Regions from separate parts of the Homo sapiens genome. Here regions 2 and 3 are each linked to region 1. Evidence: chromatin contacts called from ENCODE Hi-C or POLR2A ChIA-PET data. All regions are on one chromosome and are shown on one strand. The core of a region is the stretch at or near the end of the contact, and the rest is flanking DNA. Distances in the headings are between cores, read along the strand shown. Region 1 has its middle 110 kb from the start of LINC02554. Region 2 has its middle 15 kb from the start of LINC01638. Region 3 has its middle 46 kb from the start of CPMER.

Evidence for each region. Hi-C counts contacts between places; a loop is a spot of excess contacts on that map. ChIA-PET counts read pairs that join two places held with the same protein, here RNA polymerase II (POLR2A). Pooled maps may share reads with other maps.
Region 2: a loop to region 1 is called in a map of endothelial cell of umbilical vein, with 22 times the contacts of the local background. The contact joins two enhancer-like sites. A Hi-C loop is called at or near these places in 3 of 168 maps with a recorded cell type or tissue (cardiac septum, endothelial cell of umbilical vein and heart right ventricle) and 2 of 50 pooled maps. POLR2A ChIA-PET finds 5 or more read pairs at or near these places in 1 of 52 experiments (endothelial cell of umbilical vein).
Region 3: a loop to region 1 is called in a map of chondrocyte, with 2.2 times the contacts of the local background. The contact joins two enhancer-like sites. A Hi-C loop is called at or near these places in 3 of 168 maps with a recorded cell type or tissue (HCT116, PC-9 and chondrocyte) and 2 of 50 pooled maps. POLR2A ChIA-PET finds 5 or more read pairs at or near these places in 4 of 52 experiments (H1, PC-9 and WTC11).

What each region holds. Positions count from the first base shown.
Region 1 is chr22:27,418,200-27,422,482 of GRCh38, forward strand. No RefSeq gene overlaps it. Among named protein-coding and RNA genes, the nearest start is that of LINC02554, 110 kb to the left of the region's middle. Within about 2 kb of position 2,637, at least 18 of the 41 ENCODE cell types and tissues checked have a DNase peak (open chromatin) inside an H3K27ac peak, as active enhancers do; they include endothelial cell of umbilical vein, where a contact is called at or near this core.
Region 2 is chr22:27,237,841-27,241,740 of GRCh38, forward strand. No RefSeq gene overlaps it. Among named protein-coding and RNA genes, the nearest start is that of LINC01638, 15 kb to the left of the region's middle. Within about 2 kb of position 1,316, at least 7 of the 41 ENCODE cell types and tissues checked have a DNase peak (open chromatin) inside an H3K27ac peak, as active enhancers do; they include endothelial cell of umbilical vein, where a contact is called at or near this core.
Region 3 is chr22:27,666,557-27,670,765 of GRCh38, forward strand. No RefSeq gene overlaps it. Among named protein-coding and RNA genes, the nearest start is that of CPMER, 46 kb to the right of the region's middle. RefSeq lists enhancers at 900-1,399, 2,776-3,070, 2,876-3,170. Within about 2 kb of position 2,900, at least 17 of the 41 ENCODE cell types and tissues checked have a DNase peak (open chromatin) inside an H3K27ac peak, as active enhancers do.

The DNA of each region.
Region 1 (4,283 bases), core at 1,387-3,886:
CACAGAGTGAGTGCTCCATAAACATGAGGGATTGTGGCTGTTGATGTCAAGACTGGCGTTTACCTTAGGCCTGAGGTGGACCCTCTCTCCTAGTAGAAATTCTCGTCCAATAATTGCATGGGAATCATCCAAAAAGTAGGACTCGGGCTTGCCGTGTGTCTATACTAGGCATCCCCAACTCCTCAGTCTCCTGGAATTCAGTGGGAATGCCAAGCTCTGGGCTCTCCCCACTCAACTCTGTCCAAAATATCTTCCACGTGGGGAGGAGGCCATGGACAGGTGGATAGGGAAGGACTCATCAAGCCCGAGGGTGCCTGCGTGTATGTGGTGTTTACTTATTCACTTACACACACTCATTCACATTTTCATTGCGGGATCCCTATGGGCAATGTAAGAGGCAATAGGGAGCCAGTGAATGCTTGTGAGAAGAGGAGGGCTGAGTTTAGTCTGGCTTTGCAAACTTGCTGAATATATGAATGAATGAATGAATGAATGAATGAATGAACAAGGCAAATCTTTTTACTCCAACCCAGTGCTGGGATTCAGACAGGTTACTTGGGGACCTTAGTCCAGACCCCCTTGATCCTACAGAGAAAGGTTCAGGGCCTCAGCTAGGAACACCCTCACTCCCTGACTCTACCTACCCAATGCTGCAGGGCTGGCTGACTCCTTCCCAAGCCCACTAGCACCCCTTCATAGCTGGGCACCTTCACAAGCATCAGTGCTGTCCCTGGGGCCACCAAGAAAGTCAAGGCCTCCTCCCAGAGCTTACTGTCTAGAGCTTTGCCAGCACAAGCTACTAAGCTTCTTTGCCCCATCACTCTGATTGGGGGCAAACTGTGGCCCATTCCATAGATTAGAAATGGTGGGATCAATTCCAGGGCCTATATGGAAGCTTCTAACTCAGACCCATGAGGCTGGGCATCTTCAAAAGAAGAAGCTACACATTACTCATATTTTACAGCTTCTTGCCCACCCCACCTCTATGCCTGGGCAGGACACACCCTGCTGTAAATTGATCCATGTTGGTAATAATAATAATAATAATATGAGCTAGGAAACCAAGCAGTTCTTACCTGCTCCATGCACTTTACATGTATTCCTTCATTTAACCCTTGCAAACTTAGCATAGTGGCTGGCACACAGTAAAAGCTCAATAAATGTTTGCTGAATATATGAATGAATGAATCAATGAACAAGGCGAGTCTCTTTACTCTGGCCCAGTGCTGGGATTCAGACAGACCCGGGCTCAAATTCTTGCACTGCCACTTACCAATCGGTTCCCTTGGTCAAGTCACTTCCCTTCTTGGAGATTTTAGTTTTCCTGTCGATAAAGTAGGCGTGATGATATCTTCCTATCAGGTTGATGTGAGATTTCAATGAAGCTCCGCATACAAAATGCTTGCATGACACCTAGGGTGGCCCAGAGTAGAAACAAAAGGTTTTTGTTATTGCTATTGTTGTGGATGATGTCATTGTCTCCATCTGTCCACTCGGCTTGCAGTTATGGGTCAGGAATTCAGAGACCAGAGGTCACACATTGGTGATCTGGAGACCTTGTCCAGCTCCCAGATGTATTTTGTTTGGCTAATACAGCACTTCATTGATTTTTTTAAAAAAATCTAATTAGTTGCCAATATTTAGAGATGGGGAGATTTCGCGTAAAATACACTTTGGGGTCTCTCTTGGAATTTCAGATGTTTGGACCACATGAGAATTATATTCACCCAGAGCAGCTGGGCTTTGCTAGAGCTGAGAAGAACCCACTCCCTTATTTATTTATTTAGTTATTTATTTATTATTTTTTGAGACAGAGTCTCACTCTGTTACCCAGGCTGGAGTGCAGTGGCATAATCTTGGCTCACTGCAACTTCCACCTCCTGGGTTCAAGCAATTCTCCTGCCTCAGCTTCCAGAGTAGCTGGGATTACTGTCGTGTGACACCACACCCGGCTAATATTTGTATTTTTAGTAGAGATGGGTTTCACTATGTTGCCCAAGCTGGTCTTGAACTCTTGGACTCAAGTGATCCTCCTGCCTTAGCCTCCCAAAGTGCTGAAATTACAGGCACCCGCCCCTTTAGAAAGGGTATGAGCTCCCATTCTGCCCCAGTCCCCGCCGCTCCCTGTTGCCTCACTCTTGGCCAGCTCCATTCATTTACGTAGTTTGCCTACCACTGGAGTATTTTCCATCTGGAAGCCCTGCTCTAGATTTTCTCTTCCATGAGATCCACCAAGAAAGCTCCAAGTCACAGTTAGCCAAATGGAGTTAAACAAGAAGAAGAAAAACACACACCTCACAGTGATGGTGTGGCCACTTCTCCCAATTTCACAGCCTGGGCCCAGAATGGAGTCGGCACATCCCCTTCAAAGCTCCATCATTCTGAGGATGCTGAATGCCACTTTCCCACCCATGCCCACTGGGGAAGCCCACAGAAAGCCCCCTAAATAGCCCTGATCCCTCCAGGAAAGGGGAGGGCACACCGAGAAAATGGCTCCCATCTGACCAGCCTGGGCACAGCTTCTTGACTCTAATTGGGGATGTGGTAATTAGATGATGGCAAAGTACACCCCAGGCTCAGCTTTCAGCCCCAGGTCCCACCAACAGGCCATCCCACTTGGAAAGTTTGCCTGACATTCCTGAGCCGGGCCGCCTTGCCAAAGAAAACTCAAGCGAGGCTTGTCTTGGCATGGACTCAACCCCTAGCCTCAGCAGGAAAACCAAAAACATTTACACAGCTGGGCCTGCGACGCCCGCTTCCCTCAAGAGTTTGTCAGGGCTTGGATGGCTCGGTAGACTCGGGGGGCACTTCTGAAGGGGACTGTGTTCCCGAGCACGGCCAGGCATCGCCAGCCAGACAGAAAACACCACGGCCACCCCCGGGAGGTGGGAAAGAAGACGCAAGAAAACACGCTCTGGGGAGCCGGAGAGGGGCTACCTGGGGACTGGGTTTTCATCTATTCGTTGATCACTGCACGCCTCCCCCCTCCAGCTGCAACCACATCTGCACGGGTCGTCCTGGCCAGCTCACCACCCGACCTGTGCGTGTTGGCCAAAAAACAATCCAAAGAAGCTGCTTATGGCACGCGGAGCGCCTGGGGCCCCATGCTGACAGCTCTAAAGGACCGCCTCTTCACCGCTCTCTCTTTGCACTCAACTTCCCCATCTCTTTTCCTGGCCGCCTTTCCATGGCATTCTCCGAAGCTCTTCACATTCTCTGTCCTGGGGGCACCCCAATGAGGCCCATTTGGCCTCCTGGTTCTGAATGTCAGGGACTATGAACAGGAAGTCCTGGAGCCAGTGGTTCAAAGCCAGGAGCTCAAACACATTGGTGAACACACTGGGGGTTGCCAAATTATCTGCTAAGTCCCTCGTGAATCCCTCTGGTCCCTCCATCCCAGTGGTCCCCACTGCAGTCCAGGCCACCATCGGTGCAGTGGTGACTGCAGCAGCCTCCTCTCAAACCCTCCCACCTCCACTCCTGCCCTCAGAGTCCATTCTCTGAGCTAAGGATAGCACAACCTTTATTATTCTCTCAATTATAAAACATTTAAAAACTACAGCAAAATGCAGAAAATATGACTTTGCATAATTGAATGATTCACTATCAAGCAAATACCCATGTAACCACCAGCCAGCGCAAGAAACAACCTAAAGCACTTTCTCTTTTTTCTTTTTCTTTTTTCTTTTTTTTTTTTTTTTGAGGCGGGGTCTCGCTCTCTTGCCCAGGCTGGAGTGTAGTGGCACGATCTCTGCTCACTGCAAACTCCAGCTCCCAGGTTCAAGCAATTCTCCTGCCTCAGCCTCCCAAGTAGCTGAGATTACAGGCGTCCACCACCATGCCCAGCTAATTTTTGTATTTTTAGTAGGGAAGTGGTTTCACCATGTTGGTCAGGCTGGTCTCAAACTCCTGACCTCAAGTGATCTGCCTGCCTCAGCCTCCCAAAGTGCTGGGATTACAGGCGTGAGCCACCGCGCCCAGCCAGAAGCACTTTCTTGACTCTCTTCGATTCTACTCCCTCCCTCCCCACAATATTTCATGACTATCCTGACTTTTGTGGTCATGATTTCCTTGCGTTTTCTTCAGACCTAAAAACAACATAGTTTAGCCTTGTCTGTTTTGGGGTTTTATGTAAAGGGAATAGTCATAGTAATCATATTATTATTATTTTGTGTCTGGTTTCTTCTTTCCAATATTATACAGTGAGATTTCTCCATGTTATTGCACAGAGCTATAGTCTATTCATTTTCACTGCTGTATAATATTCTTTTGTGTGAACATAC
Region 2 (3,900 bases), core at 66-2,565, 180 kb before region 1:
CTTCAAACTGCACTCAGCAAGGATGTAGAATTTGAGGGGAGAGGGCTGATTTCTAAGACCACCTTGGGGAGCAAATAATACCTAAGAGTGGAAGCCTGTAATCTTCCATCCACTAGAATCCTGCTGCTTGTGTCTGTATAACTCAGGGGTGTCCAAACTACTTGAACTCACACCGTAAAAAATACAAACATATGCACAGATACATACAAACATACATATATAAACAAATACACATGCTTATAAATTGTGACCATGCACTACTGTATTCATAGATTAAGTACCATATAAAACAGACACAAAGATGAAATTTTTAAAGGAAAAGTTAACTATATCCAGAAGTTCTATTAATATTTTTTTTCTGAGATGAAGTTTTACTCTTGTTGCCCAGGCTGGAGTGCAATGGTGGGATCTCAGCTCATTGCAACCTCCGCCTCCTGGGTTCAAGCAATTCTCCTGCCTCAGCCTCCCGAGTAGCTGGGACTACAGGCACCTGCCACCACGCCCGGCTAATTTTTGTATTTTTAGTAGAGACGGGGTTTCACCATGTTGGGCAGGCTGGTCTCGAACTCCTGACCTCAGATGATCTGCACGCCTTGGCCTCCTAAAGTGTTGGGATTACAGGTGTGAGCCACTGCTCCCGGCCAAGTTCTATTAAAATTCTAACACCACCTCCCACCCCTGGGACACTCAATCTCCTTTATCCTCCTCTACTGGTTTCTTTCCCATAGAACTATCACCTTCCAACATGTCATATAGCTTGTTATTTATAACTTTTGCATTCCATGGGGCCATGAAATCAGGCTGGAGGGAAGGGAAGACCAAGTACTGAACCTCTACAACTGGAGGTTCCTCCTCTTAACCCGTGTACTTCCCCAGAAGCGGGTCTCAAACAAGTTCCTGTAAAACTGGGAAACCAATTTGAGTGCATTAAGAGAATGTGCCGGGAGCCATTTGGGGAATAATCTGGAGACATTAACTCAGAAGTAGATTCTGTCCAGAGCTGTATACGGGTAATTGCATTGATCTTACAAAAGGAGCTCTAGAGCTCTGGAGTATATATTTAACGAGACACAGAATGTGCTAGCCAGACCTATTAGGTGCAGTCACATCCACTGTCTTACTTAATCCTCACGGCTACTCGAGGAAGTGGGTCCTGTTAATATTCCCATTTTAGAGAGGAGAAAACTGAGGCAAGTCACTAAGCCCAGCAGTCTGAATTCAAACCCATACCTGTCTGACTCCATGCCATTTCCCTGTTGCAACATCTCTCAGCTGACACACGCCAGACCCAGTGGCTGTGTTGGGAGCTGGCAGGGTCTGTGTGTGTGGGAGGCTGACATGTTATAGTCTGGGCTCCTGGGCTTGGGCGTTGGCTGGGGTCCAGGCTCTGTGTCAGCTGCAGCTGGAGGAGGAAGGGCCCACTGATTTAGGGCCCATCTGGATGGACAGCCGACAGGAACCGGGCTGCTCCAGACGCTTGGGGAGGGTGATAAGCATGGCCCCTGGGTGCCCCTGCATTCCTGGCCAGTGATGCTTCAGGGTAGGCGGCTGCGTGGAATGCCTCAGTAGGTTTTCCTCTCCCCACAGCCCTCCTTGCTGTCTGTGGCCTCCCAAGGACCCCAGGAATCAGCAGTGACCCTTTGCTCCAGAGAGCTCTGACCTCACGCCACCCAGGCTACAAAGGCTAAGGACCCAGAGGATGGGCTTGGGGGTGGGGGAGCTGCTCATCAGAGACAACCTGAGCTTGGGGATGTGGCCTCCTGCCGGAATATGGAACAACATCTCCGCACCCCTGCAGGAGACATTTCCTAGCCATGTTCTGCTTATTTCATGAAAGACAGGGCCACTCCCAACTTTATGCTGCTCTCTACGCTGCACAAAGTCTTTCTCAAACCCTTATCTGACTATATCCCTTCTGTGCCTACAGCCTTCCACGGCTCCCTGCTGCCCTCAAGTTAAGTCCAAACCCTTTTCTCCTTTTGGCTGGAAGATCTGGCCCCTGTTGACCTCCATGCCTCCTTCCTCTATGACCTTCCAACCCCCACTCCTTTCAGGACCCCCTCCCCCATGATCTTCAGTACTATAAAACCTCATTCTGGTCCTCCAACACTCCTGTGGTCTGTCCACCACTAGTCTTTTGCATGTGCTGATCCTACCACCTCCAATCCTGTTTCCTCTCACCTTCTTCTGATTAAGTCCCACCTATCCTCCGAGAAGTCTACGAGGCCCACATCCCACCCTCTGCTGGCTCTGGGGCCTCCTGGGGGCTTCCCTCAGCAGCCCTGATCACTCTGCGTCGAACTGTCAGTTTCCTCATCCATCTCCCCACTAGGCTGGGGGGAGGGGCATGGGACAGCGATGGTGCCTGCCTGCTTCTTCACTATTTCACCCTCAGTGCCTAGCATAGGGCCTGGCACACAGCGGGTGTCCAATAAATACCCTGTGGTTGGCAATGGGTAGCACAGACCTCATCTGTGGTGACAACTCCAGTTTGTAGCGCACCCCTGCCCCAGCGATAGAAGCAGCAGTAGCCATAGTAATCATCACTTATAGTGAGCTCTGGGGTGTGCTGGCATTTTTCTAAGCACTTTAAATAGTCACTACTTTCATTTCCACCCTATGAGGCAAGTACTATTATTAGTCCCAGTTTACAGATGAGGAAAGTAAAGCCCAGAGAGGTTAAGCGACTTGTCTAAGGTCACACAGCTGTCAAAATGCAGATACAGGCAGGCAGATTCCAGAGCCCCTGCTATCACCACTCACAACAAGACCAAGGAGCTGGGACAAGCTCTTGGTAATGAAAAAACATGACACTGAGGCTAGACTGCAATGAACAAGCTAAGTATCAGGAAGCAGGCAGGGAATCTAACTCTGTGCCCAGCTTGGGTGGCTGCCAGAACATTAGGCTGGAGTGTGATTACTGATCACCAGCCACTGCCCCAGGCTGTGAGATCCCCCAGGGTCTACCTGCCCTGTGAGTGCTTAGCTTATGGCCTGGGCACACTGGAGGAAGCTTGACTCCATCCTCAGTGGGAAAGCCGCATGGATAACAGGTAAAAGGTTGGACTCTGGTTCAAACTCCAGCTTTGCCACCAACTGGCTATCTTTATCCGTTTTGTGCTGCTACAATGAAATACCCAAGACTGGGTAATTTATTAAGAAAAGAAATATATTTCTCACACTTCTGGAGTCTGGGAAGTCCAGTAGCAAGGTGCCAGTATCTGGTGAGGGCCTTCATGCTGCATCATCCCACGGCAGAAGGTGGACGGGTAAGAAAAGGTGAGACAGAAAAAGGGTTGAACTCATACTTTTTAAATCAAGTGCCCACACCCATGATAATTCCCATCACTCCTGTGATGTGATAACAACATTAATTCGTTCATGAGGATTGAGTCCTCATGGCCTAGTCACCTCTTAATTGTCCCACCTCTTACCACTGTCACAATGGCAACTAAATTTCAACTTGAGTTTTGGAGAGGACATTCAAACCATAGCACTGGCTGCGTGACCTTGAGCAAGTTACTTAACCTCTCTGAGCCCTCAGAGTCTTCCATTGTCAATGGGGATACTAAAAGTGTCCTAGTAGGGCTTGGGGGAGGATTAAATGGGTTAATCCTTATGTTAATCCAGAGTTCACCTTTTTGTGAGTGCTAGGAATGGCTAAGTTGCCTAATTTTTGTCCTCTGCCCTAACAAGGGCTGGTCATATCACATATTCTAATTACTCTCTGGGCAAACGGACTCCTATTGCTCCTAGGAAGACAAACACATGGGCACATGGGTCTGCTGTCCCGTCTCGCTGTTTGGCCTTTTCCCAGTAGCTTGCCCTCTCTGGGTCACAGTTACCCTGACTCTACAAGAGAAGGGAGCCAATGCTCTCTGAGGGTCCTCCTAGCTCTGA
Region 3 (4,209 bases), core at 1,650-4,149, 250 kb after region 1:
CAGGTCAGTCAGCTGGTTCTTCTGATCTCAATCAGCCTACTTGTGCATCACTGGCTGATTTTGCTGATTATTACCGGGCTCTCTCAAATGTCCAGAGCTTGGCTCTACTCCACATGGTCTCTCCTCCTCCCCCAAGCTAGCCCAGGCTTGTTCCATGGCAGCAGCAGAATTTCAGGTTAGCAAATCGAAGCTGCAAGTCCCTTATGGCCGAGGTTCAGAACAGGTACAGAATCACATCATCACATCCACCACATTCTATTGGCCAAAACATGTCACATGACTGAGGCTTGATTCAAGGAGTGGGAAACAGACTCTATCTCTTGATGGGAGGAACTGCAAAGCCACATTGCAAAGGATACAGATACAGAGAAGGGAGGCAAATTAAGAACATTTTTGCAAACAATCACGTAATTTTTTAATTTTTAATTTTTTAATTCTATTTTTAAAGTTTTTACCAATTTTCTAACTTCAGAAAATGTTTTAATGTATATTATTGGATTATACCCTGCTTTCCTTCCCTCTGTTTATTGGCCACTCATCAATTGACTCTTTGCACCCGAACACTAATCTTTATATACACCCTGGCCCACACTCCGCCTGGAATTCCAGTCCATGCTCCTTCTGGAAGCCAGCCGTCACCCCCACGCTTCAGCTCCTCCTTCGCATAATGAATAGCCCAGGAGCCTGCAGGAGAGAGAGCCATGGCCGACCACCACCAGCACTTCCCCCGGGCAAGCCCCATGATGACACCATCCATCACTGCCACCCTCGGTGGCTGTGCGCCCCAGGCCCGGCCAAGGAGGAGAGAAAACACTGCCCACAGCTCAGTGGAGCCCTTAATGATTACGTCAAGTGGCAAGCCATTTATTAGTCTCCTTAGCGGCCAAAAAAAATAAGGCCTGAGAAGCCAGAAAGCACATCAGGGGACTGTGGTTTTATTTTTTATAACCGCTTCAAGCCTCAGACACCAAGGGGAATATGGGTCAGGAAGGGAGGCAAGGCTTGGGGGCTGGGGAAACAGGAGTTCTGAACCAGTCTCTGCAGAGGGACTGTGGGCACAGAGAGTTTGCACGGCCCATCCAAGGTCACACAGCTCCCAGGCCGGCGTCCTCCCTCAGGGTCATGGTGTGCCTTCCACTGCACCTGTGTTAACAGCTCCTGCATTTTACCATCAATTGCTTCGAACCCTTCTCTGGAGATTGGTGAATAACAATTAGACATGAGCAAGCATTGGAAGGGGGTGCAGAATATAGGGGGTTCTGGAATTGGAGTGAGAATACCAGGATATTTCACTTCTCTGAGCTTCAGCTTTCTCCTCTGCAGAATGGGCATGAATCAGGGCCAACTTTACGGCCATGAGATCTCTGCAGTTGCACAGAGCCCGGCGCTCAGAAAGGCTCCAAGCTGGGTTTATGTTTTGCTGTTACCGTCTTGAAATTCTTTGTGTGTGTGTGTGTGTGTGTGTGTGTGTGTGTGTGTGTGTGTGTGGCAGAGTCTTCCTCTGTTGCCCAAGCTAGAGTACAGTGGCGTGATCTCGGCTCACTGCAACTTCTGCCTCGCAGGTTCAAGTGATTCTCCTGCCTCAGCCTCCCAAGTAGCTGGGATTACAGGCATGCGCCACCACACCCAGCTAATTTTTGTATTTTTAGTAGAGACAAGGTTTCGCCATGTTGGCCAGGCTGGTCTTGAACTCCTGACCTCATGTGATCTGCCCACCTCAGCCTCCCAAAGTGCTGGGTTTACAGATGTGAGCCATCATGCCCGGCCACCATCTTGAAATTCTTAATTTCTGCACCTATCTATGTTTTGTAAGTGAAGCCCAGTGGGGCAGTGAAGCATGCAGGTGAGCAGAAGAGACTCACGGAAGAAGGGCAAACATTTCCTATTTTAGTACCTTTACTGTACATTTTTCCTGCCTTTTAAACAAGGAGGACTGCAGTTTTGTTTCACACGGCAGCCTGCAAATTTTGTTGCCACCCTAAGCATGATGATACCTCCTGGGCCAGGCTGGGCACCTCAGAGACTCTCAGAGAGTGGCTGGCCCCACCAGTCAGGGGCTCCATCTCTCCCTTTGTAGGTTCCTCTCCTCCACTGGAACCCGGGACGGTTCTCCTGGATGACACCCCTCCTCTTCCTGCCACATTTAGACAGGTTCCAAGCCCCTCCTTTCCACCTCCTTCTCGTCCCTGCCTCCATTTCTGCTCTAGTTTCATCGCCCCAGTATTGCTCACCTAGAATTCCTGCCTCCTGCCAGAACCTCCCAGCCTTTACCCTGCCCTGCCCCCACCCACTCTCTTTACAAGGCTAAGCCCTGGTTCCCCAAGCTTCCACATGGGGCCACAACACCCCACTCTGGGCTCTAGACATTCCCTACCAACCACTGGCTGGTGGTTCCCATGTTCCACATGTCCTTCATTCCCCATGCCTTCCTAACAGCTCCTGTTTATTGAGCACCTACTGTGTGCCAGGACCCATGCTAAGCATCTTGCATGAATGAACTCATTTCATCCTCATAAGACCCCTATGACATAAACACTGTGAATATCTTCAACTTACAGGTGAGGAAACAGAGGCACAGAGTAGTTGATTCACTTGCTCTAAGTCACACAGCAAGTGCCAGAGAGGGCTTGGATCCCAGCAGACTGGTACCCACACCCTTAACCATCACAGAACTTCTCCTCTGTACCTTTGTCCAAGTCAGTGCTTTCTCTAGGTATGTTCTTCCCTGATGGACTTAGTCCACTCTTCAGAGTCCAGAAATATTTGCCAAGTCAGTGAGTGACCAGATGATTTTGTCCCTCGCTTGCTGTGCAGCTTTGAGTGGGTCACTTCCCCTCTCTGGGCTTCCATTTCCTCTTGCATCCAAAGAGAGTGAGCTGAGACCCACTCAGTAGGCAAAGTGAGGCCTCAGACCCACTGGGATTGGCTGCAGCTGCTGTGAGACAGTGAGACAGAGGGAGCCGCCCCATGGGGCCCAGGTTATATCTGGGCCATGACTAAGCGTGCCCAGCCCTAGACCATCTGTCTGTCCACATCCGTCACTGTGAGGAGGGGCCAGGGGGCCACGTCCCTTAGCTCCAGACCCACATGACACCTCCTCTCAAAAGGGCAGAGCCCGGCCTGGAGCTGGGTGGCACATGATGCCTACTCCTCCTGCACTCAACCGCCTCACCCCTGCACTGCAGGACTCACACCCTTCCTTCCTGGGCAGAAACAGCCCAGAGGAGCCTGGGCTGATCCCAGCGCACCCTCGGCCATGACCTTGGGAAAATCCTCTGTGCAGCCAGCAAGCAGATAGCCATTGTCCCACTAATCCGAATAACCGATGCCAGGCTCTGTGCAGATCATCTCCTTGAACTTGCCCATCCCCTCCTCCAGGCAGTCTGCCCAGATAGCTGCTGCCTCAGGCTGATTTAGGGACCTTCTATGGGCTCCTCCACGGCCTGTGCACGTGAGGGGAGTCCTCATATTAGATCCGTTTTACAGAGGGGCAAACTGAGACATGGAGAGGATCAGGACTAGCCCAAGATCACACAGCCCCAGGTGGTAGCCGCCTGGCCCCAGAGGCTGTGGGTTTAAATCATTGAGCATTCCTGCCTACCTGTGCCAGGCACCGAGGGGCATGGGGACAGTAGTGACCAAGGGCAAACTCAACGCCCACCCTGGTGAGGCTTCCATGAGCAAGTGCATACATTCAAGGGACCACCTGTCATTCTTGCTTGCCACATCAAAGGGCGCAGCCTGGGATCCCAGCCTCGTTCTGCCCCACCCCCTCAATGCTTGGCAAACACCCGACTGCATCACTCCTTCCAAGGTCAAGCTGTGTGGACCTTGGGCAAGTCACTTGACCTCTCTGGGCTGTCTTTTTCTTAGTCATCAATATGCCTTGCAAGTCAAATCAACCATATGACTTACTTGGCTGGAACCTCCAAACTATCCATAGAGGTTGACAGATGATCCCCATCATCCAAATGAGGAAACTGAGGCTCAGAGAGGAGGGAGCTGCTTGCCCAAAGTCAGGAAGTGCCTTAAGGGGATGGCAGAGGATGTGGGTGTCCACGGGGGCATAGGTGCTTCCTGCCCAGAGCCAGGGGGTTGGGATCAGCCAGGAGGTGATGGTAACCCCTCCCCTTCCCCAGCCTGCTTCTTTCTGCCCCTTCCCCACCTTCCCCCTTCCCCCTTCCCCCTCCTGAGGTCTCCAAACAAAGC